Regions from separate parts of the Homo sapiens genome. Here region 1 is linked to region 2. Evidence: read pairs that join two places in POLR2A ChIA-PET (ENCODE). Cell type or tissue: PC-9. All regions are shown on one strand. Each heading gives the region's core, and the rest is flanking DNA. Links, peaks and the distances in the headings are about the cores only.

Evidence for each region. ChIA-PET counts read pairs that join two places held together with the same protein. Peaks named below come from ENCODE experiments on the same cell type or tissue, not always from the same donor. Only the 100,000 strongest peaks of a DNase experiment are listed, where the experiment ranks them.
Region 1: POLR2A ChIA-PET joins it to region 2 with 14 read pairs; 3 of 35 experiments call an interaction of 5 or more read pairs at or near these places.

What each region holds. Positions count from the first base shown.
Region 1 is chr1:113,609,827-113,625,214 of GRCh38, forward strand. MAGI3 (membrane associated guanylate kinase, WW and PDZ domain containing 3) reads left to right here. Exons shown (of 21, transcript NM_001142782.2): 7 at 4,775-4,832; 8 at 9,910-10,004; 9 at 12,980-13,168. Among named protein-coding and RNA genes, the nearest start is that of PHTF1, 140 kb to the right of the region's middle. In PC-9, for the core only: no CTCF peak of the experiment used is centred there; a DNase peak (open chromatin) is centred at 5,805.
Region 2 is chr1:113,198,925-113,214,186 of GRCh38, forward strand. LOC643441 (a long non-coding RNA gene) reads right to left here and starts at 7,329. Exons shown (of 3, transcript NR_038846.1): 1 at 7,138-7,329; 2 at 2,849-2,918. It also overlaps the pseudogene RPS15P1. RefSeq lists an enhancer at 1-98. In PC-9, for the core only: no CTCF peak of the experiment used is centred there; a DNase peak (open chromatin) is centred at 7,637.

The sequences.
Region 1 (15,388 bases), core at 2,627-10,626, 410 kb after region 2:
ACTTTGGCTTCATACACAGGAAAAGATGGTTAGGTTAGGTCTTTCCTGTATCAAAAATAAACAAACAAATTTTCTCTTGGCCCTAACCCTCCCCATAGTTTTTATACTATCTTTTCCACAAGCAAATTTTTGTTTTAAGTCATCTATTCTTAAGGACTCTACTTCGTATTTTTCTCTTCAGTTACTACAGTATTCTGACTTTTGCCTCCTACCTTTTCAGGGTTACCAGTAACCTCCTGATCTTATAGACTCTTTTTAGCCCTTATCTTTATGCCTAACAGCTTTACAAAGCGTTTTTTTGTTTGTTTGTTTGTTTGTTTGTTTTGAGACAGAGTCTTGCACTGTTGCCCAGGCTAGAGTGCAGTGGCGCGATCTCGGCTCACTGCAAGCTCCGCCTCCTGGGTTCATGCCATTCTCCTGCCTCAGCCTCCCCAACAAAGCGTTTTTTAATGCTGACCATGCCCTTCCTCTTCTGTCTTCTTTTACACCATTCCCCCTGATGATTCTTACTTTCTCCATCTGCCGCTTAAAATGTTAGTGCTCCTAAGGTTCTGTTCTTCACCTTTCTCTGCTCAGTTTATCTAGGTAATCATGTCTGCTGTCATAGCTTTAACTACAATGTCTCTCAAATCTTTATCTTCTTATATTTCTCTTTGGAGTACCGGGTTCATACGGCCAAGAGCTTGTTATTTATCTGTACCAGGATGTTCTACAGATCACTCAAATGTAACACCTTCCCTTCCTGCCTTCAACAGATATGACATCCCCCCAGCTGCTTGAGCCAAAAACTGGTTGTCATCCTCGCCTTTCCCTCACTGTCTCCTCTCTGTTGCAGTTAACTACCAAGTTCTATCAATTCTAACTTTTAAAAACCTGCCATTCGGGTGGATCACGAGGTCAGGAGACCAAGACCATCCTGGCCAACATGGTAAAACCCTGTCTACTAAAATACAAAAAATTAGCTGGGCATGGTGGCACGCACCTTTAGTTCTAGCTACCCGGGAGACTGAGGCAGGGGAATCACTTGAACTGGGGAGGCGGAGGTTGCAGTGAGCTGAGATCATGCCATTGCACTCTAGCCTGGCGACAGAGGAAGACTCCATCTCAAAAAAAAATAAAAAATAAAAACCTGCCATTTCTTGAGTGTCCATTGGTGGTAGACACATTACTAGGCACTTTTAATATATCATCTGTCTCCTAAATTCCTCTAAATCCACATTAATTTCTAATTTCTATTCCCACAGCCATTTTCATAATTATTCTTTTTTTTTTTTTTTTGAGACAGACTCTCACACTGTTGCCCAGGCTGGAGTGCAGTGATGAGATCTCAGCTCACTGCAACCTCCACTTCCTAGGTTCGAGCAATTCTCCTGCCTCAGCCTCCTGAGTAGCTGAGATTACAGGAACCTACCACCACGCCCAGCTAATTTTTGTATTTTTAGTAGAGATAGGGGTTTCACCATGTTGCTCAGGCTGGTCTTGAACTCCTGACCTCAAATGATCTGCCCACATTGGCCTCCCAAAGTGCTGGGATTACAGGCGTGAGTCACCGTGCCGGCCCATTTTCATAATTATTCAATAAATATTTGATAATGTATCACTTTTATGCCACAAAAGCTAGAAACCTGGGAATCATCTTTGCCTCTTTCCTCCCTTCCCTTCCTCAATCCTCATGGTAGTCATTAAGTTCTGTTACTTTACCTTCTTTGTTTTATTATCCATTCTACTACCCCTGCCTTAGTTCCAGTCTTCACAAGTTCTTATGCAGTCTATTAGTGTTTATCTTATTTGTCTGCCTTTATTCTCATTGCACACCATCTATTTCGTCCTTTATTACTGCTTCCCATAATCTTTTTCAAATATAAATTAAATCATGTCACAGTTCACCTTAATCAATTCTCTATCATCGTCAAAATAAAGATCAAACTTCTCAACACAGCACTCTAAGAATGTTGGAATTTTGTGCTTGTTCATAAAATTCATTTCCCTTTGCATACAACTTTCATTCTAGTTTACCAAATTATTTGTAATTATGGAAAATACCAAGCATTCTTAATACCTCAATGCCCTTTAATCTATCTGGAATCATCTCCCTCTCCCTAATCCCAACTTATTTATTTATTTATTTATTTATTTATTTATTTGACTCGGTCTATCACCAGGCTGGAATGCAGTGGCACGATCTTGGCTCATTGCAACCTCCACCTCCTGGGTTCAAGTGATTCTCCTGCCTCAGCCTCCTGAGTAGCTGGGACTACAGGCGTGCACCACCACACCCAGATAATTTTTGTATTTTTAGTAGAGACGGGGTTTCACAATGTTGGCCAGGATGGTCTCGATCTCTTGACCTCATGATCCGCCCGCCTTGGCCTCCCAAAGTGCTGGAATTACAGGCGTGAGCCAACTTATCTTTAAAGACTGCTTAAACATCAGCTTTTAGCAGGCTTTCCTGATAGCAATCTTACCAGGCAATTGGTATTCCTCTGCACTCCCCAAAAAAGATTATGTTTATCTTTATCTTATCATTTATCTCTTCTGTCTTCCTGTCTAGACTATAAACTCCTTGAAGTCAAGAACTGGGTTATATTTCTAATTTTTATTTCTGCATAAGGATGATGGGGAGAGGAGGATGAGAAGGGAGGAAGGAAAAAAGAATAAAATGAATAAATGAATTGATCCACTAAATAGTGTATAAAGTTGCTAGGTATTTTAGTCTTGATTTTTATTACCTTCACTTTAAATGAGCAAATAATAACCACTTCTTTATCTGTATTAAATTGCCCTGTGTGAAAACAAAACAAAACCAAACAAAAAAAACTTGCTAATGGTATCAGTGGTAAAGGTGTAAAATTAATAAAGTAACCCAGAAGATAAATGGCTGCATTTGTTTGCCCTCCTAAAGAAAGGACTGTTAATCTCTTAGTTGCTAATTACCTTGAGTGCTAACTAAAATGCTAAATCAACTTTCAAGTTAAGATTAAAATATATTTATGTTGATCTTTTATCCTTACTATTAGTACATCCCTTTTAGTGAATTTTTCAGATATCAAATGGACTATTTCAGCTATTTCTATAGTCCTTAATTTCTCCAAACTTCTCTAAAGACAAAACATAAATCTAATTGTGGTACAGTTGTAGAATTCCTCCTTACTCAGCTCTATTCAGTTCCCATGCTATTTCAAGAAAATTTCTATTAAAGAAAAAAATATTTTTCATGGAAGATCCATAACTGTTATAGTGCAGTTTTACAGATATATTCAAAAAAATTACTCTTATCCATGAAACAGTTGTTTGGCGATAAAATATTATATCTATTTGATAGATTTGCTTCATAGCTAAGGAGGATTAAAGTGAACTAAAGTACATCTCAGTTCTTTTTAATGTTTTGTTCTCTTCTCACATATTTCAACTATTTTAGTATTTCATTTGTTCTCATCTTTCCCACCTGAGACATTTCAACCAGGTCCTTCAAAGGAAAAACACAAAAACTCATCAAACTTTGAAACCACCAATCAATATATATGCAGAAAAGTATGGTGGAGAAATGGGGTAGGGGTAATTCAGACATTTTCACCAGGAGGCTAGTCATCTGTTCTTTTCTTATATTCTGAATGCAGAATAATAATTTTTCTTAGAGTAAAACAGTATAGCTTGTCAAGTTTATTATAATGGAATTTTTACTTACAAAGTTGGTATGTCATAACTGAGGCTAAATGATATAAAACTAATAAGTCTTGTGATGCTTTCTAAACCTGTTTGCTGTCCAGCGTACTTTTTGTGTGTGTGTCTTTCAGCAGAGCAGAAGCATTCTTAAGAGAAATTGAAAATAAAAGCGTGGGACATCATAGTGCACAACAGTGGACTTTTAAAAAAATTCTTTTTTGCTCAACTGCTATATAAAATGGATAGGACTAGAACCACCTGCTAGGAACATTCTTCCCAACTTATCCATGTTTTACTAATAAGATGGTTCTTCAGAAACCTTAACTTTACAAGGAATGCAGACAAAGTGGGAGGGAAAAGATTCACATTCACATTGAAAAGCTCATGTCAGTTCATGTTGAAAAGGCTAGAGATTTGTTTTAACTTTCAGAAATTCAACTACCTTCAGTATTTCTGGTTATATTTTATTGGTCACTTACTGAGAATTAGTAATATATAAAAATGCTATGTAAGGTATTTATTTGTTATCATTCACAAATACAGATTACACAAAGCACTGTGGTAGTTAGATTAGTGTTCCTTCAGATACTCAGATCTTGTTCACCAAGAGAAAGCAGGTACTTTTGTAGGTTTTAAGCAAATCTAGATTGCTCACTTGAAATGACAAAAGTCCAAGGCTAGGGTTTCCTTTGAGGAGAAGTGGGTCTGAACATAACATCAAAAATGACTATGTATAATAGTAAAAAATTGAACAGATACCTGCTTCTTCTATTGGACTACAAGGGTAAATATGTCTTGTGTCAGCATGATCAAGGTTTTTAAATGAAAGAAGTACACAGTAATTTTTATTAGCATTTTTATGGCTTGTGGTTCATATGAACACCTTTTTGTTTAATGCCATCTTCTGTTCTGGGCTTCTGATTGCTTGCTGAAATTCTCACTGGCTGGTGAAGAAGCCACTCAGACTTAAATTGTGTTTGTTCCTTGAAAGTGAGCCCTCAGCTTTCTGACACCCAAATATTAGTATAATGAAATAATAAATTCACTCACTGGTGAATTCTTTTCTGTCAGTTTTGAATCTGGCATTTCACTCAATTTTCTTTATTTACAGAGCTTCCTTATGGCTGGGAGAAAATAGAGGACCCTCAGTATGGGACATACTATGTTGAGTAAGTTTGTTACCTCAGTTAATATTCTCCCAAATATTTTCCTTTCAGCATATAGCTTTAGAGAATACTGGATACAGCACTTTATGCTTCTGTGATCCAGCTGTTGAGTTTTTCAACTAGGGGAATGAAAAGGTAGGGGCAGTGAGCATTTGCTTCATTGACCTTGGGCTTCCTGGAAGTTGGCTTTGAATTTCTAAATATAGAGAATAAGGGGGAAGTTGCCTAGACAATTAATAGCTAGAGATGGTATTGTTACTACTACAGCCTCTAAAGAGAAAGTCAGTTGATAGAAAACTGAAATGAGGGCAACAGACTAGATGAATTATCAAGGTCATTTCCAACACTACCACTGTATCCTTCTGAAAGCAGTGGAAGATCTTTAGGGCATTATAACATAATTATCTGAAGTTTTGAAGCATACACCTAAAGGTGTGCTCTCTTTTAAGGAGTTATTCAAGGAAAACTTAGTATTCTTTTTAGGGGTGAAAGTTGCTTCTTAGGCAGCTGCTATGGTTAAATTTAAACATAAATATATATTGGAGAGGAGTGCCAGACACCTGCCTATGTTAGCCAGAGAAATTAAGCTAATATCAATGTCTAATTTTGCCTTCTCTTTTCTTTATCTAATTGCTACAATGTTATGACCATTGGGATTGCTTTCTTTCCAGATGCTAAACACTGAATTTGACCTCAAGCGTCTAGCAGCAGGCAAATACTTCTATCAGAAACATTACTATTTACCTGGAGACTAGGAGTTAAACCTGCTGCCTAGGTAGCAAAGACAAAATGTTATTATTACCTGAAAAAGTAACAAACACAATCATCTTTAATTTTATAATTGTTTCTTAATGTTTCAACACTTATAGGCATAAACCAATGCCATTTCCTGGTAGTTATCCCTAAAGTAAGTATCTCTGACTCCTGTTGCAACTGTAGTCTTTATTCTATTGTGCAGGTTGTTACTTGAGTCACTGTGGTTAGAGGGATTTTTGGAATGACTTCTTAAAATTAAATGTGTCTCCTAAGGAAATGACTCAATTAGATTGACACTTAAGTATATAACTTTAGAATTTCAATATCTTGGTTCCTTTGAAAGCTATGCTAATTTTGTTTCCATTGTGTTACTTAATGTCTTACTGATACTGTGATGTAAAAAGTATACAGCAGCTCTTTTATTATTATTTTTTCCTAAGACTTATTTTGTTAAAGGAAGAAACAACCATTTTTCACATCAAAGGAGTATTTGGGGGCCGACTGAAAAGGTTTTGCAGGATTTTTTTCTTCCCCTCAAAGTTTAGTCTATTTAAATTGGGCTCTAATCAGCTATTTGCCATTGACACTGCTGAACATTTCTGAGATAATGATTCTCATTCTCTTTATTATCCATTCCAAGTGAATTTGAATACATGGTCAAAAGGTGAAAGTCATTTGCCTGTTATAAAACCTTGAGCTGAATGATCTGGTCCCCATTATGCAAAGATATAATATTAAAGCAACTTTAGGGCAAATCCTGAAGCGACCTGCTCCTAGTTGTCAGGGAGGTACATGAAATAGCCTGAATTAGAAGCAACAGCAGCAGCGACATGATTTTGTATGATTATTCCCAGAATGAGCTCATTTTACAGGAGGGTTTTGTATTAGACTAAGAAGGAGCAGACTGTACTCAAGATGCACATTAGTATGGAGTCAGCTGAGCTGTGGAGTGTGGCTTGATTCCCAGATTAGTTAGGTTTTGAATCTCGACCATAGTAATCTGCAGTGAGTTTACTGATGGAGATAAAAAGCTGTTACTTGAATGGCTACTCTTTGGCTCTCTTAGTTTGTCAAACCAGATGGCACGATGATTGCTCTTGGCAGGAGCCTTGTAGTAGTAACACCAACTGCAGTGGTAGTTTTTCTTTGTATTTATTTTAGAGGATGGGATTCTGAAATGGATGAAGTTATTTTTTAAAATAAAATTTTTCCAAAAATGTAATATGCTTATAATATGCATAAATATAAATATGCATAAGCTATAAATATGCTTATATATTTAGAAATGCGGTCTTGATTATATTGCATTACATGTCTTTTTAAAATTAACATATAATTATACACATTTTGGGGGTACGTAGTGATGTTTCAGTACACGTAATATATAGTGATTAGATCAGGGTGATAAGCATTAAATGTCTTGATGCACCTAGATGACAAAGTCAAAATATATACTTGCTTTCACAACTAAAACTTTTTTTTTTTTTTTTTTGAGACGGAGTTTTACTCTTGCCCAGGCTAGAGTGCAGCAGCACGATCTTGGCTCACTGCAACCTCCGCCTTCTGCCTCCCAGGTTCAAGTGATTCTCGTACCTCAGCCCCCCAGTAGCTGAGATTATAGGCATGCGCCACCACACCCACCTAATTTTGTATTTTTAGTAGAGATGGGGTTTCACCATGTTGGCCAGGCTGGTCTTAAACTCCTGACCTCAAGTGATCCACCCGCCTCGGCCTCCCAAAGTGCTGGGATCCCAGGCGTGAGCTACCATGCCCAGCCATCTAAAACTCTTTATGAAAGAATATTTTGTTGAGATAAATTTTTAAATCCAGATATTAGACATAAAATTTTAATACAGAAAATGTGTCAAATTGTGTACTAATATTTAATCATTCTTGTTTGCTTTGTTTCTTTCTGATAATCTGTAATATTCTCCTCTCTTATTTCCCACAGCTAGTTATTTGGAAAACAAAATTTGTTGTGTCTTAATAATAGTGTAGGTATAAGTAATTAAATGAAAAGGACAGTATTTTCACTTTTTTATTTTTTGATTTTTTTTGAGTGGCATTTTAGTCTAGATAGTCTAAGATAATGAAGACAATAACTTCCTTCAGTAAATCTTATATTCTTTTGTCAAATTTTTAGGAAAAGGATTACTCATTTGCATACGTCTACTCTCCTCTCCCACACATTACAAAGGGTATAAATACAAATTACTACTTTTTATGTTCTAATGCCTGGGTGGCAAAGTGAGTCATTCTAGCCAATGACTTTAAAGTGAAAGTGAGCCAAGGTTCTTTCTGAACAGGTTTATTCTTTTCTGAGTGTCAATTTTTAGTTGTTTTTCAAAAGAATATGTAAAATATCAGTACCTAAATAAATTTTTTAAAGTAGTTCCTAGGATTTTTATTTTCACAGAGTTAAACAGTTAACTCAGTGGACAGTGTATCCCCCGCATATTATGAAGCAGAAGCATACTTGAGTGTCAGTGAAATCAGAACCCAAACAATGTCCAGTGGCACTTACCATATTTAGAGCTCTTAAACTATTTAATAAGTAACTACGTCTGTTGTGGAACTGATATGTAGTAGTAGCCTGAGTGACATGGAGAAAGCTAACATTCCTTTTTTTGAAAGTGTTTTTTTAATTTTTAAATTTTTATTTTAGTCCCTGCTGCCCATTTCTCTACCACCACTCTTAATGTTTACAAATGGCAAAGCTCCAGCGTGGACAACATAGTAAGACCCCATCTCTACAAAAAAAAAAAATTTTTTTTAATTAGCTGGGCATGGTGGCACACACCTGTGGTCACAGCTACTCAGGAGGCTGAGGTGGGAATATCGTTTGAGCCTGAGAGGTTGAGGCTGCAGTGAGCTGTGATTGGACCACTGCATTCCAGCCTGGGTGACAGAATGAGTGCCTGTCTCCAAAAAAAAAATAAATAAAGAAATAAAAAGGCAAAGTAAATGTTCAACTTGTGTGACTATTTATATGTACATTTTGTAATATTCAGTCTACCTAAAAACAATCATGTTCTGAAATTCTCATGATTTGGTATTTAATTGTTGGTGTTCACTCATATCACCTCTTTATTTTTATTTTTTATTTTTTTTGCCGTGGAGTTTCACTCTTGTCGCCCAAGCTGGAGTGCAATGGCATGATCTCGGCTCACTGCAACCTCCGCCTCCTGGGTTCAAGTGAGTCTCCTACCTCAGCTTCCTGAGTAGCTGGGATTACAGGCATGCACCACCACGCCCAGCTTATTTTTGTATTTTTAGTAGAGATGGGGTTTCACCATGTTGGCCAGGATGGTCTCTATCTCTTGACCTCGTGATCTGCCTGCCTTGGCCTCCTAAAGTGCTGAGATTCCAGGCGTGAGCCACTGCACCCGGCCTCACTTCTTTAATTAAAGTGGAAAACTGTAGCATATGCTGAAATATATTTGTACTATGGAAGTGTTAGAATATGATTTCCATTGCTTCTGAATTAGACCTATTCGAGGTCCTAAACATCTTTTTTACAGCATTTCCTTTCTTAACCAACTCCACTTAACTGGCTTGCCAGAAGAATAGTGCTCTTTTTCTTCTGTAAAACATACTATCGCCCATAGCGTGTTGAATAGTTTGGCTAATCTCCTAGCGGCTAGTCTCCCCAGGCTTCCTGCTTTCTCTCAGAGAGTTGTATGCATTCCAAGAGTCAGTAGTGAATGTTCCCAAATCATAAATGCCAGTTGAACCTATGTTATAATTATTCATTTAATTATGATATAATTATGAAGAAATTTAAGTGTGAAAGAGTTATTCTATACTATAGTTGATAAAAGCAAGTCATTTTCTTAGTTGCTACTGAACGGATATAGGTGAGTCAGTGGAAAAGTAATAGTAATATAATTTAAAAAGGATTCTATACACAAATTTCTTTCAAAGTGCCTTTACAGCTTGCTTCATTTTGGAGAAACTTAAATTAAAACCCTTCTATCATTAACTGCCTTTTTTAAAAAAATTAAATTACCAAGAACAAGTACTTCTGATTGCATCAGATAAGAAGGCTATAGTTTTGAAAACTGTTATTGGCTATATTGGGTACGTTTATGAAGAAGCTATAGTAAATATAATATCAAAAGCTTCACAGCTTGGCATCTTCTGCAGGACTTTATTTAGCAGCAGAAAGCCCCTCTGCTATCATCTATCAGTCTCTCCATGTTCCATAGCCTAAAGATACATATTTGTCCCCTAATCTATGATGATGGAATGGTATGATAGACTATTTAAGAATATGTTACTGTTTTATTTTAAACTGAAATGTATATTTTTCTGCATTCTACAGTCACCTTAACCAGAAAACCCAGTTTGAAAATCCAGTGGAGGAAGCCAAAAGGAAAAAGCAGTTAGGACAGGTTGAAATTGGGTCTTCAAAACCAGGTAAGCATTCTTTTCAATCTTTTCTTCTAAGAATAACTTGTGAAATTTGTATGCTGAGTTAATAAAAGTGAGTTTGAACTTCTTATTTCTATGGCTTTGACACTAAAGAGTGTCTAGTTGTTACTGTAAAGATATGAATAATCTTAATAAAACATCTGAACATTATCAGAATACTGAGATTTTTCTCAGGAGTATACAAAAAGCATGAAGTTGTTGGGAGAAGGGATTTCGGCAGCTTTTTTATGAATTTGAGATTTTGTTTTGAAGATTGGAATGTTTCCTTATGTTTAAGGCTAGACCAATATTAGGTCTCCAGTTCATCGTTAGCTTTTCCCAAGTTAATTGCTTAAGTATGGTATCTGTAACCACTGAGGATTCTTCATTAACCAATATTAATAAATACTAAATATATCAAATGATTTACCTACATCATTGAGTCTCAAATGGGATGGTAGCTATTAGTAACATCAGATTCATTTAGGGAGCATTTTTTTAAAAATATAGATCCAGAAATTTCGATGAGTCTAATCATGTGTATTTTGAAAACACTGCTCAGGAAGTTCTTACATTCTACTTATCCCTCCCCATCCCTTTTCCAGCCCTCATTTGTCATTAATAACCAGGGGTATATATGGCCATATTGTAGTAATCCAGTAGATTCTCCACTTCGGTTGCCTATGAGAGAAATAGTTCTTTCTTATAGTTACTCTTCAAAAACATCGTCCTCCTCCTAAAGTTCTGCATTTCGTTTAGCAAACATTTTGAGTTTAACAAATACTTTTGAGCACTGACTATATCCCCAGTGCTTTGCTAGGCTCTAGGTATTCAAAAATGACTAAGAGTAAGACAGGGCTTGCCCTCAAGAGTTCATAGTCTAATACAGGAAACTGATGGTTATAATACATGGAGATAGGTGCCATCATAGAGTAGTAGTTATAATGGTAAGCTGAGGAGCAGGTTTGAATCCCAGCTGTGTAATCTTGGGTACGTTTCCTAAATCTCTAAATGCTCCTATTTCTTCATATATAAAGTAGGAATAATAATGGTACCCACCTTTTAAGGTGGTTATGAGTATGTAAATTAACAGATGTAAAGTGCCTACAATGGTATTAAGCACATGTTGACTAATAAATGATAGTTTCATTGTTATTAATAGACATGTACAAGTTACAGTGGTGGCATAAAGACGGGAGTACCCAACTCTGCTTTGGTGGGAAATGTCAAGTGGGCAGGAGAAATTTCAAAGCAGAAGAGATAGAAACTAGGTCTTGAAAAGTCAGGAAAAGTTAAAGCAGGCAGACAAAAATTTTAAAGGAGCAAGAAAGCATACCAAGTAGAAGGAACAGAATGTTTAAAATCACAGAAGCATGAAATGGTGTGCCGAAAGGCCAGAAGGCAAGTAGGTGTGGTTACAGCATAGGGTATTTGTAGGGTAGTAACAAGCGATGAGGTTGTAGGGATAGGCAGCCATGAGAAGAGGTTGAGTATGTCATATGTTGCTGGAATGTCAAGGAAGTTGAAGATTGAAAAATATGTGTTGGATTTGACAGTAGGGAGGTCATTAGTCACTCTAGGAAGAGCAAGTAGAGAGTGAAGTAAAATTGCAATAGAATGAAGAGGGTATGGGAGGTCAGACAGTACAACTGTTGGCAAAATGATAAACATAATTACCATATATTTATAGTAACTGCTGGAATTCCACTCAGTGTATACCCAAGATGAATGAAAATATGTCCACACAAAACCTTGTGAGTGTTCATATCAACATTATTCATAATAGCCAAAAAGTGGAAATAACCCAAATGTCCATCAACTAATGAATGGATCAACAAAATGTGTTGTTTATCCATACAGTGCCATATTATTTGGCAATAATATAATAAATATATTTTATCTTTAGTAAGTACATATTTAATTTAATATTTATTATATATTAATAATAAAGAGCAATAAAGTACTGACATATGCTACAATACAGATGACCCTCAAAAACACTGTCAAGTGAAAGAAACCATTCAAAAAACCACATATTGTCTGATTTTGTTTATATGAAATGCCTATATTGGGCACATCTATACATGGATAGTAGATTCGTGGTTTCCTAAGGCTAGGATATGGATGTGGGTTGGGGAGAAATTGGATAATGACTGCTAATGGGCATGGGGATTTCCTCTGAGGAGGGAAGAAAATGTTCTAAAATTAGATTATGCTGATAGTCGCATGACATTGAATTGTACACTTGAAAGGGCTAAATTCTATGGTATGTGAATTATATCTCAATAAATTTGTTAAAAAATAGATAATGGCAGAACATTTAAAATCTTTTTTACAGTTAATTTAATACTTCATAAATTATAAACCTGCACAATTTGATTCTCTCAGTTTTTGTCACTTTCCTAATGGCAGGCATGGTTGAGGAGAAGAGAGAAGAGGTTCTGGAAGGAAGTTGTTATTTGCAGATGTGAATCACTAGGGTCATCTAACCCCTAATAATGGGCATTTCAAAAGAACTATGTATTTTTTTTTCCTAAATTATCCACTAAACATGAGTGAAAGGGATAGAAATATGAAGCTATTTACTGATAGTAAAAAGATTCACTCCTTCCATCAGTTATAAATCAAAGACTGCAGAAAGCCTGAGCTGTGAATTATAAAAATTCTCAATATACTCTCTTTCATAAGTTTGTGACACTTGACTTCATCTTCCTGGTATAGTACTTTGCACATAAAACTCAGTAGATGCTGAGTTTTATAGTACAGTTGAATAGTATCCAAACTTTCAGAAATTGAGTGCTAAAGGTTGTATCATTTTGACTTCATATAATGGACTCTGGGTTGAAAGTAAGCACAGACAAGGCAATGAGAAAGAGATTAAGTTGAGAATAACATTAAAAAGTCATATAAAAGATTGACTCTGAGTGCTATATTCATTGTAATTATTTTTGTTCTCAAACCCACTTCTCATTTTGGCACAGATATGGAAAAATCACACTTCACAAGAGATCCATCCCAGCTTAAAGGTGTCCTTGTTCGAGCATCACTGAAAAAAAGCACAATGGGATTTGGTTTTACTATTATTGGTGGAGATAGACCTGATGAGTTCCTACAAGTGAAAAATGTGCTGAAAGATGGTCCCGCAGCTCAGGATGGGAAAATTGCACCAGGTAAGAAATTTTTCATAATTATTTGAAGAGTAGTGATACTATAACAAAAATTATAGTGAAGAGATTTTATATACATAAAGAGAGAGAAATAATTAAATTATATAACTAAAGAAAGAGATTCCAGTATTAAAATAGTTTATACTTTAATTTAAAAAAAAGTTGTATGGGTATACAGTAGGTATATATATTTATGGGATACATGAGATATTATACTATGATACAGGCATGCAATAAGTAATAACCACATCATAGAAAATGTGGTATACATCTCCTCAAGCATTTATCTGTTGTGTTATAAACAACCCGTTTATACTCTTTTAGTTATAAAATATACAATTAAATTATTGCTGACTGTAGTCACCCTATTGTGTTATCAAAAACTAGGTCTTATTCATTCCTTCTAGCTATATATATATATACACACACATATATATAATACACATATATATACACACACATACACACACACACACACACACACACACACACACACATATATATATTTTTTTTTGAGACGGAGTCTTGCTCTGTCGCCCAGGCTGGAGTGCAGTGGCGCGATCTCGGCTCACTGCAAACTCCGTCTCCCGGGTTCACGCCATTCTCCTGCCTCAGCCTCCCGAGTAGCTGGGACTACAGGCGCCCGCCACCACGCCTGGCTAATTTTTTGTATTTTTAGTAGAGACGAGGTTTCACCATGTTAGCCAGGATGGTCTGGATCTCCTGACCTCGTGATCCGCCTGCCTTGGCCTCCCAAAGTGCTGAGATTACAGACGTGAGCCACACCGCACCCGGCCTTTCTAGCTATATATTTTTTATATTCCTTAACCATCTCCACTTCCCTCTCACCGCCCCACCAACCCTAACTACCCTTCCCAGCCTCTGGTAATCATCCTTCTACTCTCTAGCTCCATTAGTTCAGTTGTTTTAATTTTTAGCATCCACAAAGAAATGAGAGCATTCAAAGTTTGTGTTTCTTTGCCTGACTTATTTCACTTAACATAATGATCTTCAGTTCCATCTGTGTCATTGCAAATGACAAGATCTCATTCTTTTTATGGCTGAATAGTACTCCATTGTGTATATGTACCATGTTTTCTTTATCTAATTATCTGTCGATGGACATTTAGGTGGCTTCTAAATCTTGGCTATTGTGAAAAGTGCTGTAACAAACATGGGAGTGCAGATATCTCTTCAATATACTGATTTCCTTTCTTGTGGGTATATACTCAGCAGTGGGATTGCTAGATCGTATGGTATCTCTATTTTTAGTGTTTTGAGAATCCTCCAAATTGTTTTCCATAGTGGTTGTGCAAATTTACATTCCCAGCAACAGTGTATGAGGGTTCCCTTTTCACCACACCCTCTCCAGCATTTGTTATTGCCTGTCTTTTGGATAAAAGCCATTTTTAACCAGGGCAAGAAGATACCTCATTGTGCTTTTGATTTGTATTTATCTGATGATCAATGACCTGAGCACTTATTCATATTGCTGTTTCTATGTCTTCTATGTCTTCTTCATGAGAAATGTCTATTCCAATGTTTTGCCCATTTTTTAATCAGATTATTAGATTTTTCCTATAGAGTTGTTTGAGCTCCTTATATATTCTGGTTATTAATCTCTTGTGAGATGGATAGTTTGCAAAGATTTTCTCCCATTCTGTGGGCTGTCTCTTCACTTGACTGATTGTTTCCTTTGCTATGCAGAAGCTTTTTAACTTAATGTGATCCCATTTGTCCATTTTTGCTTTAGTTGCCTAGGCTTGTGGAGTATCACTGAAGAAATTTTTGCCCAGACCAATGTCCTGGAGAGTTTCCCCAATGTTTTCTTTTTTTAGTTTTACAGTTTGAAGTCTTAGATTTAAGTCTTTAATTCACCTTGATTTGATTTTTGTATACAGCGAGAGATAGAAGTCAAGTTTCATTCTTCTACATGTGGATATCCAATTTTCCTAGAACCATTGAAGAGACTATCTTCTCCAATGTATGTTCTTGGCACCTTTCTTGAAAATGAGTTCATTGTAGGTGTATGGATTTTTCTATTCTGTTCCACTGGTCTATGTGTCTGTTTTTATGCCAATACCATCTTCCTTTAGTTACTATAGCTCTGTAGTATAATTTGAAGTCAGGTAATGTGATTCCTCCAGTTGTGTTCTTTTTCCTCAGGCTAGCTTTGGCTATTCTGGGTCTTTTGTGGTTCCATATAAATTTCAGAATTGTTTT
Region 2 (15,262 bases), core at 7,263-15,262:
CTGATACAGCTGTACAGTGCGCACCAGTGGTGCCGGCTGAACTGGGGCCTGCGGCGGAAGCAGCACTCTCTGCTGAAGCGCCTGCGCAAGGCCAAGACGGCGGTGCCGCCCATGGAGAAGCCGGAAGTGGTGAAGACTCACCTGCGGGACATGATCATCGTGCCCGAGATGGTGGGCAGCATGGTGGGCGTCTACAACGGCAAGACCTTCAACCAGGTGGAGGTCAAGCCGGAGATGATCAGCCACTACCTGGGCGAGTTCTCCATCACCTACAAGCCCGTGAAGCACAGCCGGCTTCAGGGCCACCCACTCCTCCTGCTTCATCCCCCTCAAGCAGTGGCTCAGCTAATAAAGGCACACATGTCTCAAAAAAAAAAATTATATATATATATATATAAAATCATGAGGATATATATAATCATGAGGAGATATATATATATATATATATATATATATATATATATAAAAATCATGAAGATTATGTGGTGACTTGGAAATATGGTTATATTATGATGTTCAGTGAAAATATAAAATCTCATCTCTGCCATGAGTGCAGTGGTAAAAACTATATGTATATCTGGATAAAGAAAAACACACCAAAAAAGAGAAAAAATGGGGTGGGAGGATGGTGGGTACAATTTCCCCTTTCATGTATTCTGGTATCTTTTCCTGCTGTTTGTGCACTAAATAAGAAAATCATTTTAAAATCTTGCTCACTAACCTATCATGCACTTTCACCTTCCCCCAAAGAGGAAAAAGCCTCATTCACTGAAATTTGCTAGTGTAGCTCCTTTGCTTATTTTGATATCAACTTTTCAATCAATATTCTCAGGAAAAGATATGACTATTTTAAGTTGAAAGCAAACCACAGACGAACTCAGTTCCCTGGTCAATTATCCTCCCAGTAGGTGGTGACAGTTAAAAGCAGCTCCTTAAGGGCCAAAAGCAGCTCCTTAAGGGCCCAAAACAGCTCCTTAAGGGCCAAACCCTGCAGTGAGGCCTGTAAATAACTTAGATTCTTCAGGTGCTCAGCGTTTGAATTCCTGGATCACCTGCGGCAGGCTCACCTGAAGTAGACATTAGAGGTGGGGCTGTTCTGCACCAGGAACAAAGCTACTCAAAAATCCTTGACTCTTTGAATTTGGCTGAGTGAACAGGAAAATTAAGAAATCATCACTTTAAAATGACCCAGAATTTCAGGAGCCACTTTAATACCATTCCTGCCACCAACTCATTGTGTAAGCCTAAGCACATCACTTAGCCACTCTCCAGACTAAGGGAACAGATTGTAGCCTGCCTGTAAATGGCTGATGGACAGAAAAACATGAAAACGATGGTGCTGAGCACTTTGCAAAAAGGAAACAGAGTTCATTTGAAAGAACCTGGGATCTGGAGTCAGAAAGTCTGGATCCAAGCCAAAATCTGCCACGCATGAACACTGGGACGTTAGGCTATTAGTTTCTGAGTCTGTTTCCTCAGTAAAATGGGGATAATACTCTGCGCAACTGGATTGTTTTGACATTTAAACGAGTTTATGAGAAAAAGCTTTGTAAATTGTAAAGCACATGTATTAGTTTTTAGGGTTGCCATAATAAAATTCCACAGACTGTGTGGTTTAAACAACAGAAATTAATTTTTTTTTTTTCACAATTCGTGAGTCCAGAAGCCTGAGATTAAGGTGTCAGCAGGGTTGGTTTCTTGTGAGGCCTCTCTCCTTGGCTTACAGACGGCTGCCTTCTCTCTGTGTCTTCCCATGATCTTTCTCGATGTGTGTCCGTGTCCTAGTCTCCTCTTCCTATAAGGACACCAGTCATATGGAATTAGGGCCCACCCAAATGACCTCATTTTAACTTCATTACCTCTTAGAAGACCCTATCTCCAAATACAGACATATTTTATCTGTTTTATTGTACTTGGCTTTATTATGCTTCACAGAAACTGCTTTTTTCACAAATTGAGGGTTTGTGGCAACCCAGCATTGAGCAAGTCTATTGGCATCATTTTTCCAAATACATGTGCTCACTTCATGGCTTTGTGTCACATTTTGGTAATTCTCATAATATTTCAGACTTGTTCATTATTTTTTCTGTTATGATAATCTGTGATAAGTGATACTCGATGTTACTATTATGATTGTTTTGGGGTGCCATGGACTGTACCTATATAAAACAGCAAACTTAATTGATGAATTTGTGTGTTCTGATTGCTCCACTGATTGGCAGTTCCCCAATCTCTCCCTCTCCTTGAGCAGAAATCCATGGATAAGTGGACCTGCATAGTTCAAACCTGTGTTGTTCAAGGGTCAATTGTATTTTAAGCCCACTGTTGCGACCTGCTGCTCAGAAAAAAAGATTTCTTTCCAAATATTACTGTTCATTGACAATGTATTTTGTCACCCAAGATCTCTGATAGAGATGTACAAGGAGATTAATGTGTTTATGTCTGCTAACACAACATCCATTCTGTAGCCCATTGATCAAGGAGTAATTTTGACTTTCAAGTCTGGTAATTTAAGAAATACATTTTGTAAGGCTATAGCTGCCACAGATAGTGATTCCTCTGATGGACCTGGGCAAAGTAAAATTGAAAATCTTCTGAAAAGGATTCACCATTCTAGATGTTACTAAGAACATCTGTGATTCATGGGAGGAGGTCAAAATATCAACATTAGCAGGAGTTTGGAAGAAGTTGATTCCAACCCTCATGGTTGACAAGGAGCTTAAGACTTCAGTGGAGGAAGTAATTGCAGATATGGTAGAAATAGCAAGAAAACTAGAATTAGAAGTGGAACCTGAAGATGTAACTTGAGAAAAGAAAAACAGCTCAGACCAGAAAGACTTATACCTACCCATGCCTGGGGGTAATTGTTGAAAGACATTTGTTTCTGAGCAGCTGCCTCACCCATGATCTTCTTGTTCCTGGAATTTGTGATACAAAGGACAATGTATAGCCAATGAATAGCTTATGTTATTTTAATATAAATTCTTGGTAAACACCTTCAGAACTTGCTCTTCTTTTTTCTTTTAAAAACCCACTTATACCTGCTGCTAATTAGAGCATATGTTCAGGGCAATTTGATTCTATGCTCCTATGTTGCAATCCTCAAACTTGACCCAAATAAACTCTCTACTTACACTAATTTTGCCTCAGTTTGACATTTTGAATTGCTGCAATTTTATGATAAAACTTGAATGGATAAGGAATTGCTTATCATGGATGAGCCAAGAAAGTGTTTTTTTGTTTGTTTGTTTTGTTTTTTTTTTTTTTTTTTAGATGAAATCCACTCCTGGTGAAGATGCTGTGACCATTGTTAAAATGACCACAAAGGTTTTAGAATATTACAGAAGCCTAAAGCAGTGACAGGGTTTGAGAGGACTGTGTCCAATTTTTTTTTCCATCTGTGGTATATGATGAGGTTTCTCTTCAAATAATCTGATCAATCTTTTATTCTTTAATTCATAGTTACCCACCCTCTTTTTTTCTCCTTTTTTCTCCTTTTTTTCCGTTTTGCCTTTGTTAGGTGCGCAGGCACGCCACAGTACCAAGCGTTATGAGTACCAGCTCACATTCCTTTCCTTATTTGGAAAGAGGACTTTCTAGCTCATTACAGACACCCTTTCCCCTTCCTCTCCACTTTATTTTATGTGCCCACCCTATCTAAAAAAATCATATGTTTAGCCAACCGGATTAGTTTAGATTGTACCACCTGACCCCGGCCAATGAGGAAAGGGTACAGGGGCAGGACTTGCGTCAGGAATAAAGGCTCTCATGCCCCTTTGTTCAGGTGTGCTCTCATGGCGACTGGCCAAGGAGGCATCCCTCTGCACAGAAGTAAAATTGCTTCGCTAAGAATCCTTTGTTTGAGTGTTCAATTTCCTTAGGATTTTGAGCCTTATTCCTAACACATCCGCTCAAGAATTTATCCTTTGAGTTATAAAAACAATCCAATTACACTCTTTACATTATTTAAAAATGTACTATTCGGCCAGGCACAGTGGTTCACACCTGTAATCCCAGCACTTTGGGAGGCTGAGGCGGGCGGATCACCTGAGGTCAGGGGTTCAAGACCAGCCTGACCAACATGGAGAAACCCCGTCTTTACTAAAAATACAAAATTAGCTGGGCATGGTGGTGCATGCCTGTAATCCCAGCTACTTGGGAGGCTGAGGCAGGAGAATCACTTGAACCCGGGAGGCGGAGGTTGCAGTGAGCCAAGATTGCACCACTGCACTCCAGCCTGGGCAACAAGAGTGAAACTCTGTCTCAAAAAAATAAAAAATAAAAATAAAAATGTACAATTAAGTTATTATTGACTATACTCATCCTATGGTGCTATAAAACAGTAGGTCTTACTCATTCTGTTTTTTTACATTAAATGCTTATCAACCATCCACACCTCCCCCCATGTTTCCTAATACCCTTCCCAGCTGGTAACCATCCTTCTACTCTGTGTCCATGAGTTCAATTGTTTTGATTTTTAGACCCCACAAATAAGTGAGAACATACAAAGTTTGTCTTTCTGTGCCTGGCTGATTTCACTTAACATAATAATCTCCAGTTCTATCCATATTATTGCAAATGACTGGATCTCACTCTTTTCTTTTATGGCTGAATAGTACTCTATATGTGTATGTATGACATTTATTATTTATTTATTTATTTTTTTGAGACAGAGTCTTTCTCTGTCGCCCAGCCTGGGGTGCAGTGGCACAATCTCAGCTCACTGAAACCTCCGCCTCCCGGGTTCAAGTAATTCTCTGCCTCAGCCTTCCAAGTAGCTGGAATTACAGGCATCTGTCACCATGCCTGGCTAATTTTTTTGTATTTTTAGTACTGACGGGGTTTCACTATCTTGCCCAGGCTGTTCTTGAACTCCTGACCTCGTGATCCACCAGCCTCGGCCTCCCAAAGTGCTGGGATTACAGGCGTGAGCCACTGTGCCTAGCCCCACATTTTCTTTATTCATTCATCTGTTGATGGACACTTAGGTTGCTTCTAAATCTTAGCTATTATAAACAGTGCTGCAACAAACATAGGAGTGCAGATATCTCTTTGATGAACTGATTTCCTTTCTTTTGGGTTTACTTTCAGTAGGATTGTTGGATCATACGGCAGCTAAATTTTTAGTTTTTTCAGGAACCTCCAAACTGTTCTCCATGGTGGTTGTACTAACTTACATTCCCACCAACAGCATATGGGGTTCCCTTTTCTCCATGTCCTTGCCAGCATTTGTTATTGCCTTCTTTTGGATATAAACCATTTTAACTGGGGTGAGAGTATATCTCATTGTAGTTTTGATTTGCATTTCTCTGATACTCAGTGATGCTGAGCACCTTTTCATATACCTGTTTGCCATTTGTATGTCTTCTTTTGAGAAATGTCTATTGAGATCTTTTGCTCATTTTTTATTGGATTATTAAATTTTTTTTCCCCTATAGAGTTGTTTGAGCTCCTTATGTATTCTGGTTATTAATCCCTTGTGGGATGGGTAGTTTGCAAATATTTTCTCCCATTCTGTGGGTTGTCTCTTCACTTTGCTGACTGTATTTTCTCTGCAGAAGCTTTTTAACTTGATGTGGTCCTATTTGTCCATTTTTGCTTTGGTTGCCTGTGTTTGTGGGATATTGCTCAAGGAATTTTTCCGCAGACCAATACCCTGGAGATTTTCCCCAATGTTTTCCTATAGTAGTTTCATAGTTTGAGGTCTTAAATTTAAATCTTTAATCCATTTTGATTTGATTTGTGGATATGGTGAGAGATAGGGGTCTAGTTTCATTCCTCTGCATATGGATATCTAGTTTTCGCAGTATCATTTATGGAAAAGCCTGTCTTTTCCCCAGTATATGTTCTTGGCATCTTGTCAAAAATGAGTTCACTGTAGGTGTGTGGATTTGTTTCTGGGTTCTCTATTCTGTTCCATTGGTCTATGTGTCTGTTTTTATGCCAGTACCTTGCTGTTTTGGTTACTATAGCTCTGTAGTATAATTTGAAGTCAGGTAATGTGATTCCTTCAGTTTTATTCTTTTTGCTTAGGATAGCTTTGGCTATTCTGGGTATTTTGTGGTTCAATATATTTAGGATTGTTTCTTCTATTTCTGTAAAGAATGCCATTGGTATTTTTGTAGGAATTGCATTGAATCTGTAGATTTTTTGGGGTAGTATGGACATTTTAACAAGATTTAGTCTTCCAATCCATGAACGTGGAATATTTTTCCATTTTTTGGTGTCTTCTTCAATTTCTTTCAATTGAGACCAATTTTGAAAGACATTCTGGTTAAAATGGTATCAAAGCTGGGCATGGTGGCTCATGCCTGTAATCCAAGCACTTTGGGAGGCCGAGCTGGGCAGATCACAAGGTCAGGAGATCAAGACCAGCCTGGTCAACACAGCAAAACCCTGTCTCTACTAAAAATACAAAAACTAGCTGGGTGTGCTGGCATGTGCCTGTAGTCCCAGCTACTCCGGAGGCTGAGGAAGGAGAATCACTTGAACCTGGGAAGTGGAGGTTGCAGTGAGCTGAGATTGTGCCATTGCACTCCAACCTGGGTGACAGAGTGAGACTCCATCTCCAAAAAATAAAATAAAATAAAATAAAATAAAATAAAATGGTATCAAACAGTATCTCATGCTACAGAGAAAACTTTCGTGAAAGGAAGAGTCAATCAATGAGACAAACTTCATGTCTTATTTTAAGAAATTGCTACAGCCACCCCAGCTTTCAGCAACTACGACTGTGATCAGTCAGCAGTCATCAATATTATGGCAAGATCCTCCACAAGCAAAAAAATTACAACTCCCTGACAGCTCAGATGATCATTAGCACTTTTTAGTAATAAAGCATCTTTTAATTAAGGTATGCTCATTTTTTTCTAGACATAATGCTGTTGCACACATAGTAAACTACAGCATAGTATAAACATAACCTTTATATGCACTGCAAAACCAAAAAAAAAATGTGTGTGACTGGCTTTATTGTGATATTTGTTTTATTTCAGTGGCTGAAACTCAACCAACAATATTCCCAAGGTATGCCTGTTCAGTCACATTCTGAGGTACTGGGGTTTAGGACTTCAATATATGAATTTGGAGACACAATTCAGCCATAACAACACAATATAAATATTTTTCTGGACTTACCTGGGACTTCCCATGATGGGCATTTAGCACACAGTAGGAAATAGCTTTGTTGACCATTTTTCCACTACATCATCATGGCGAGAGGCAGCAGGAGAGACCTGACAGCACTCTGAGCTTGCTCTCTGCTGCTGTGGGGCCAGGATCTTCTGCGGCTATGGGCCTCCAGTCCCACTCAGCAAATAAATGAGCCATATTCCCTTTGGGTTTGAAATGCTTTTTTGTAGGAAAGGAATAATCAAATACTTAACAGCTACTAACTGTTAAGTATTAACAGGGAGAAACAGGTGTGCATGGGCTGTGGGCATTTGTCTCTGTTTACATTTGTAAGTGTCTTCTGGAACAGCCCATCCAGGCCCTTTAAGGAGCTTTCACCAGCTAAAGGAAAAACTACCAACAGGGAGGCCAGGTCACTTTTCTTCCAAATTCTTCCCAAAGTATTTACTTTCATCTGCTGGGAAAAGACCTCAACAAACATTTATCAAGGACCTCTTTTGTGCCTGAGGCTGTGCTGGGTCTGGAAGGAATGTACTGCTTCACTGGGCCTGTTTAGTAAATACAGACATTGCTCAACCAACAAGGAGGAGAGAGAGTCCGTGGGTTCAGGAGCTGGGAATTCACTTGTGCCAGCAGAATGTAGGAGGGCCCTGGTCAGGAAGATAGGTTATTTGGTGCTGCTATGTTATTTTTTATTTTGCCTCTTTACGGATGTAAGGAAGAGACATGCCCACGTTACCTGCGAGCCATCTCTCAGTGGCACAGAATCCCATCCTCTCAACATTGCTGCGTCCCAGTGCTTCCAAGGTGGTGGGGGTGAGGAGAGGGTTCAGTGCTTTTCATGGAATCTGGATTTCAACTTAAGGCCAATAGATTTACCCTCTTTCTGAATGTCTAGAATTTATCCTAGCAGAGGATCTAGCTGTGTCAATTTACCCTTCTCCAAAACGGAGCTCTGCTATCTGCCAGAAGCAAAGGACATTTGTCGTTTTTGCCTGCCCAGCTTACCTCCCACTTCTCTTGGAAATAAAACCACACTTTCCTTCCTGGAACCCATTCTATGTGGTTCAGGTGGGGCTGACCTCACCTCCCCCAATGCAGGGAAGGTGCCCTGTCCTTAGTCTAGCCAATAGGAGTAGCTCTCTAGCCCTTGTCACAGTGATTGGCACAGAGCTGGGCATATGACTCAAGCACAGCCAAACAGAGTCTGCTTCAGGCATTGATGTGGCAGCCACAGGAGAGCAGTTCCGCCCTCCTCTTGGATAACATGCTCTAAGGATGGCTTGGAACTGCTTGCAGCCATCTTCTCCAGTGGTACAGGGGCACAGAGGACACTTTCATCATCTGGAGAAAATGAAGCCAATGTACAAAGAGAAATCGCAGAGAGATGGAAAGCTAAAGGCAACCTTAAAGACAATCTTTGAGCCTCTGGATCCATCTCTTCTCAGGAGCTAATACATTTCCTATGTTGCTTATACTCCTTTGAGCTGGGTTTCTGTCACTGGGATTGGAAAACTGACTGTTGCAGCAACAGGGTTTTGTACTGAGCCTCCTCAGAGACAGTCAGCATTTCTCATGCTTGGCCCATGGTGTTTACCCTTGGCTGGAGCCCTGATTCTCATTAAACTAATTACGGGCAGAGTATGAGGACTACATTCACTCAGAGATCAGGGCACAAAGCATTGCAATTTTATGCAGAGATTACTGCTGAGGACCACTCCCCTTGGAAGTAAGCTGTGGACTAGAGAGTCATTTCACACTTAAACCCTTCCCTCTATGTCTTTGGCCTTTAAACTCTGGTTTCTATTCTTTACTTTCTGAGTGTGTATTTTCAAATCACCCCTTGGGGAGGGGTCTCAGGAACATCCCAGGCTCCATATCAAATGCAGGAAGGTATTTACCATGCATGACAGGTTTCCTATAGTTCTTTGGACTGCAGAGGAGTACTGCGCTGCACGCATGAGCATGGGTGGTGGGGTCAGATGGAATGAAGATCTTTGGCTTTGAGGCAGTGTAACCTGTCTGCCTTCCTCTGTCATTGTGAGTTCCTCAATTCACGTTACTGTCAACCTCTCCCCATGTCTCCAAATTACCCTGTGGCCCACTGGCCATTTTATATGCACGTCATTCTAGCCTCAGAACATGCCATTTCCCTTCCGCTAATGTCTTATTGCCTGTATGAATCTAAACTTGAGGGAGTCTACTGGATTATCTTGCCCACGACCATAGCAGTTTTGTTTGTTTGTTTGTTTGTTTTGAGACAGAGTCTCACACTGTTGCCTGGGCTGGTGTGCAATGACACAATCTCGGCTCACTACAACCTCTGCCTCCCGGGTTCAAGCGATTCTTCTGCCTCAGCCTCCGTAGCTGGGATTACAGGTGCCTGCCACCACGCCTGGCTAATTTTTTGCATTTTTAGTAGAGATGGGGTTTCACTATATTGGCCAGGCTGGTCTCAAACTCCTGAACTTGTGATCTGCCTGCCTCAGCCTACCAAAGTGCTGGGATTACACGCGTGAGCCACCACGCCCGGCCAACCATAGCAGTTTACATGTGGGTTTGGTTTGGGACTGAGAGTCAAGATCCACTGAGGGGCGTGGCCTCTCTTCCAGTATTTACTTTTGTTTGCAAATGAGTACATATTCCGACTCCGACTCCGAAGTCTTATAAAGCTTTTCTAACTCAATTTTCAGAGGTAACAATAGACTCAACCTGAACATTTGATTGACAGTATCCTCTGCTTCCTTTTGCACAGGGTACTTGTGTCATTTCTCCTCCTCTAAGTAATTGCGGCAGCTTTGGTTTCTCTCTTTGCTATGTGACACAGCATGAAGGTTTGGACAGGAGTTTAACTATTACCCTTTAATGTTTTTGTTGTGTTACTGTCAAATTGTGTCTTCTTAAAGGTTGCTTCCTGTCCTTTCTTAGGAGCAGGAAAAAAAAAGTGGCTGTGTGTCTTATGCCCTATCTGTATAAAATGCTTTTCATTATTGATAAAGATACACTATTCCAGGAGACTCACCTATTTAACCAGGTCAAGAGCTGGAAACCTTTCTCCAGTCTGTGTTCAGCCTCTAGTCCCACAGTGGTGTGAATACAAAGCAGTCTTCCTTGCAGGTGTTCAGCACACAGGCCGTAAGCCAAGAGCAGTAGATGGCATGCAGAAGGAAGAGGGTCACTTTCTGCTTCATCATTTGGGATTCTAGTGGACCCAGAGAAGGAACGCCAAGGAGAGGACCTAGACTCGTAACCCCCACATGCCACACTTTTATTTCTCCTAAGATTAACGATGTTTATCACTATTTGAGGTACTGTTAATGTGCCAGATACTTTAAGTGCTTGGCATATGTTATCTAAACCTTAAAAGAATTTTATGAGGTGGAGAATATGATTCCCATTTTATACATAAACAAACTCAAAGATGTTGAGAGAATACCTGAAGAAGTTAAAAGGCTGTCACGCAGCCAGAGGTGACCCTGGGCTTTTGAGTGCTGGCAGGTGGCAAGCACCCAGGTGAGAGCTGTGGGGTGGCCTGCAGACCCCGAGGAGTTAGAAACAGAGGCCTTGGGACAGGCTCCAGGAAGGTGGCCTGTGTGAGAACCTCTCTAGTCCCCAGTGCTCCTGGGAGAGGCAGCTCAAGTGCAAAGCCAGATGCACCCTGCAGTGGGGTGAGAGAGGGGCATAGATCACCTTCCAGAAATAGCTGCCGAGTTGATGTTAAATTTTGTAGGTTTTCTTGATTCCGTTTGTTAATATAATCTTGTGCTCATGGGTGTTAAAAGATGTGGGCCTGAGGTAATATTCATTTGGCTTATTGTAATAGTTACTCCTGGGCATTACACATGCTAAACAAAGCAAAATATTCACCAAGCTCTCAATCTGAGCTCCTTGGGTCAGTAAGCAGAGGTCACAATCTTTTCCTAGTCCCACTAGTGAGTTAAATTCTGGAATGGCTCTGAATTATCAATATGTCAATAAAATGTCAGTCAGCCAGAGCGACATGCTATTGCAGTATTGACTGTCGGATCCTAAAGCAAAAACATGTTTTAATTGTTTTTGCTGAGTGTAGGGAAGCCAGTAAGTAGAGACCAGGTTTGAGAGGGTTAGAGATTGCCACTGATCTTTATTTTTCAGTTTTGAGAGTCTTGTAGCATTGTGGAACCCATTTCTCATTTTCGCCCACAGAATTTATATCAGAGTCAGAAACAGGAACCTGCAAAGGGAAATATCTGAGAAAACAGGCTGTTCCAGGCTTACCTGGTAGGGCAGGGCTGGTGCCCAGGTACAATCATTGGCCAGTGTAAATATATGCGAGTCAGCTAGTGGTGATGACTTTGAAGCATGGGAGGAGGAGATGGGTGCCGCCTTTAGCTCCATAAGCATTTGCTTCAACTGATTAGACTCTCCAGGTACAGCGTGGTGAGGAATGAGACTAACAGCAGCCAGACTGCAAAACTGTGGGTGTGGCATGTCTTCCGGAAAGACCTCCTTATCTTTCCCCATAGAGCAACAATGGTTCCCCTTTTTCTTTGCTTTAGCCCAAAGGTGGGTCTCATCTTGGAAGTCACTTAGGGTTCTCTTTTTCCTGAGGGACACACGTGGGCAAAGATTTGAATACGTCTGCGCCCAGGGGCTTTTCCATCCTAAGGACCTTGTCGCCTTTTGTGCTTTGCCTTGTTTCTCTTTTTCTTTTCATTCTACTCTTTTTCTTTTTTTTGAGGCGAAGCCTTGCTCTGTTGCCCAGGCTGGAGTGCAGTGGCACGGTCTTGGCTCACTGCAGCCTCCACCTCCTGGATTCAAGCGATTTTCCTGCCTCAGCCTCCCAAGTAGCTGGGACTACAGGCACGCACCATCACACCCAGCTAATTTTTTTTTTTTTTTTTTTTTTGTATCTTTAGTAGAGACGGGGTTTCACCATGCTGGCCAGGCTGGTCTCGAGCTCCTGACATCAAGCGGCCTCAAGAGGCCCCCCTCGACCTCCCAAAGTGGTGGGATTACAGGCGTGAGCCACTGTGTCTGGCTATCTTTTCATTCTACTCTTAACTCTCACCCTAACCCACAGGAGACCTTATGCAAACTGGAAAAAGAACATCTCTCTTGGCAGGTGTAGCCTGTACCAGGCTGCATGGCCGGGTGGGCAGATGATGGGCTGGACTTGGGCCCCCAATTTTCCCCTCAGTGGGTATTCTTGTGCAGTGAACACTGCATAGCTGAATGTGGTAGCCCTGTTAATGCTCATCATTTTCTTATCTTGTACTACAAAGGTAAGCTGCAGAGCCTTTTGGGGGCAAGGCAGGTGTAAAATGAATTAAGTATTAATGCGATATAGCTGAGTAGGCTATTCCCCCACTGTTAACTTGACAGAGTGGTACCAGGTGGGGTCCCACACACCTGGTGGGGGAGTAGTGGTCACCCCTGGAGGGGGCTTCTTTAGAAATACAGATATGCTTTGCGGGGTGAGCTGAATGGAAACTGCAGCCACTACTGGGGAGTGAGGGTGAGTCTAGGCACAGGCAGGAATCAGCGTGGATTTTGAGAGGCGTAGATGGAACGATTCTGGAGTAGAAAGAGTGAGGTGTTTTGATGCTGTCAGATGGCAGCTGAAACAGACAGCAGAAGCTGTCATTAACTGGTCAGAGCCGATGGCAGGAAGAAGATAAGAGAGGAAAGCAGAGCAGGACAGAGGAAAGAAGAGAAGAGGAGGAGAAGAGACAGAGGACAGGGAGGGGAGATGGGGGGAGGGGAGAAGACAGGAGAGGAAGTGGGGAGAAGAGGAGAAGGGAAGGGAGAGGAGCATAATAACATTTCCAAGGTCTGAGGAATTCAGTTTTACTCATGCTCACTCTGTTACAATTTATTACCTCCTCCATTCAGTACATGTTTATCGAGCTTCTTCTCTATGCCAGGTACTGTGACAGAGAGATGAGCATACAATCCAGTGGGGAACGCAAACATTGAAAGCAATGATTGCTGCTTGCTGGGCTCTGATGGATGATGTTACAGCAGCACAGAGTGGGCTTAGGAGTTAATAATGGGGAAAAGTGCAGGATGGCACCATATTTCTGTTTTAAGGGACTGTATGAATGAGAGTGCTCCTGGCTAAGATATGAACACAGTTGCCACAAACTGGGATAAAGAACATGAAAGAAGCAAGTGTGGTGGATGTAAGAATATGAGCCCAACTTTAGACATGCTGCATCTGGGGTGGAATGACACCGACTGGTGACCGGTAGATAGATAAGCCACTGGAAGGCAAGCTCCAGGGCGACAGGGCTTTCAGCCTACGCCATCTAATACTGCATCCCGAGGACCTGCAAGAGTGCCTGGCACACATGAGGTGCTCAGTACATATTCGTGGAGTGGGTGCGTAGCTCGGATGTGGAGGCACCCCCGTGGAAGTCCTCACTTGTTGCCCACATTCATCTTGATGCTGCGCTTAGTTAGCATTTTATTGCACACTCTGCCACCCCCAACCCTAAAACAAAGCTAATATCCACAATGCGTCAGTGAATTGTGCCTGTCACGTAGGAAGTGCTCAATAAATATTTATCAATGATAAATCTCATATTAATGTTAATCAATACAGGATCGATGATGTGTTAATTATATTAATATAGAATATATTATAATAATAAATGTGTATTATATAGAGATGTATAGATAACAAGTAATAGGCCGCAGTTCTCGAGGGGAGTTTGGGAATAATAATGATATTGCCCAGCAGATAGCAGAAACCTAAATATGTCTTCTCTCCTGCCAGCCAGCTTGGCTCTTCTCATTCTCTTTCCCCATGTGATCTCTAAACTCTCCATTAACTGAACTGTTCATCTTTGACTCTTGGCCTACATGCCCGTGGGAGCATAAGAAAAGCCTGGCATTCACTCAGCAGTGTCTTCGAGCCTTCTCTTTGGGGTACTTCATTCATCCCACCACCAATGGATCTGAAGCTCAGGCAGCATCTAGGAATGCAGATTTGGGGGCCAAAGGAGTGAGTGAGGAGGTGGAGTGTGAGGGAAAGAGGCTGAGGTGAAGCCCCTGTGAAACACTGAAGGCTGAGAGGCGGGGAGAAAGAGCAGTCTCTGCAGAGACAGGAGCTTGTGCATCCTCATCCAGCTTCCAGCCAGCTTACCTGTCCAGCTTCACAGCAGTATGTGTCCAGCCCATCACTGCAAGAGTCAGCTGGTCATGCACTATCAGGAACAAAGTTTGCAAGAAATAGTTTTTGAATGAAGAAAGTTCCAGCCACTCTCACAAAAATGGACTCTCTGCTCTAGTAATTCCGAAATAACTTCAGTTCTCAGAACATGCCCTGTTCTTTTCAATGTATGTTTAGCCATCCATTCACTCATCCATTTGTTCACTTAACAGGCCCATTTCCAAAACCATTCTCACATTTTAGGTTTTTGTTATGGCAGCACCCCATTTCTAGGTACCCACAGTATTGTAAAGTCACCACAAGTCGCTACCACACTAAGCTCCTCCTGGGCAGGGACAGAGTTTTGGCCTCTGTGTTGTCCTGAAGGCTCCAGCCTGACTCAGCCAACCCTCACTAAGACCAGCAGTCACAGGCCTGTACCAGCTCACCAGACGACCACTCTTACCCTAGTACCATGATACATTTTCAGACAATTTAGCCAAGTCGGCAGCTAAAGAAGCGGCATCATTGCAAAGAGGTGAAGATCAGAAACAAAGGGAAAAATAATGGCTCCATGCAAATCTTGCAAGGAATTTAAAAGGATACAGGAAAAGGTTTCAGGAAAGACTGCTTCAGTAGCTCAGAACCAGGCCCAGGATTCTCATCCAGAGGCTGCCTTTAAAAAAATAGCATAATTTCACTCTTGGCAACTCTATTAGCCCATTCTTGCATTGCTATAAAGAAGTACCTGAGACTGGGTAATGGATAAAGAAAAAGGGGTATAATTGGCTCACAGTTCTGCTGGCTTTGCAAGAAGCATGGTGCTGATATCTGCTCAGCTTTTAGGGAGGCCTCAGGGAGCTTACAATCATGATAGAAGATGAAGGTGAGCAAGACGCCACATAGTGAAAGCAGGGGCAAGCAAGGGGTCTGATCTTAAATGACCAGATCTTATAAGAACTCACTACCACAAAGACAGCATCAAGCCATGAGGGA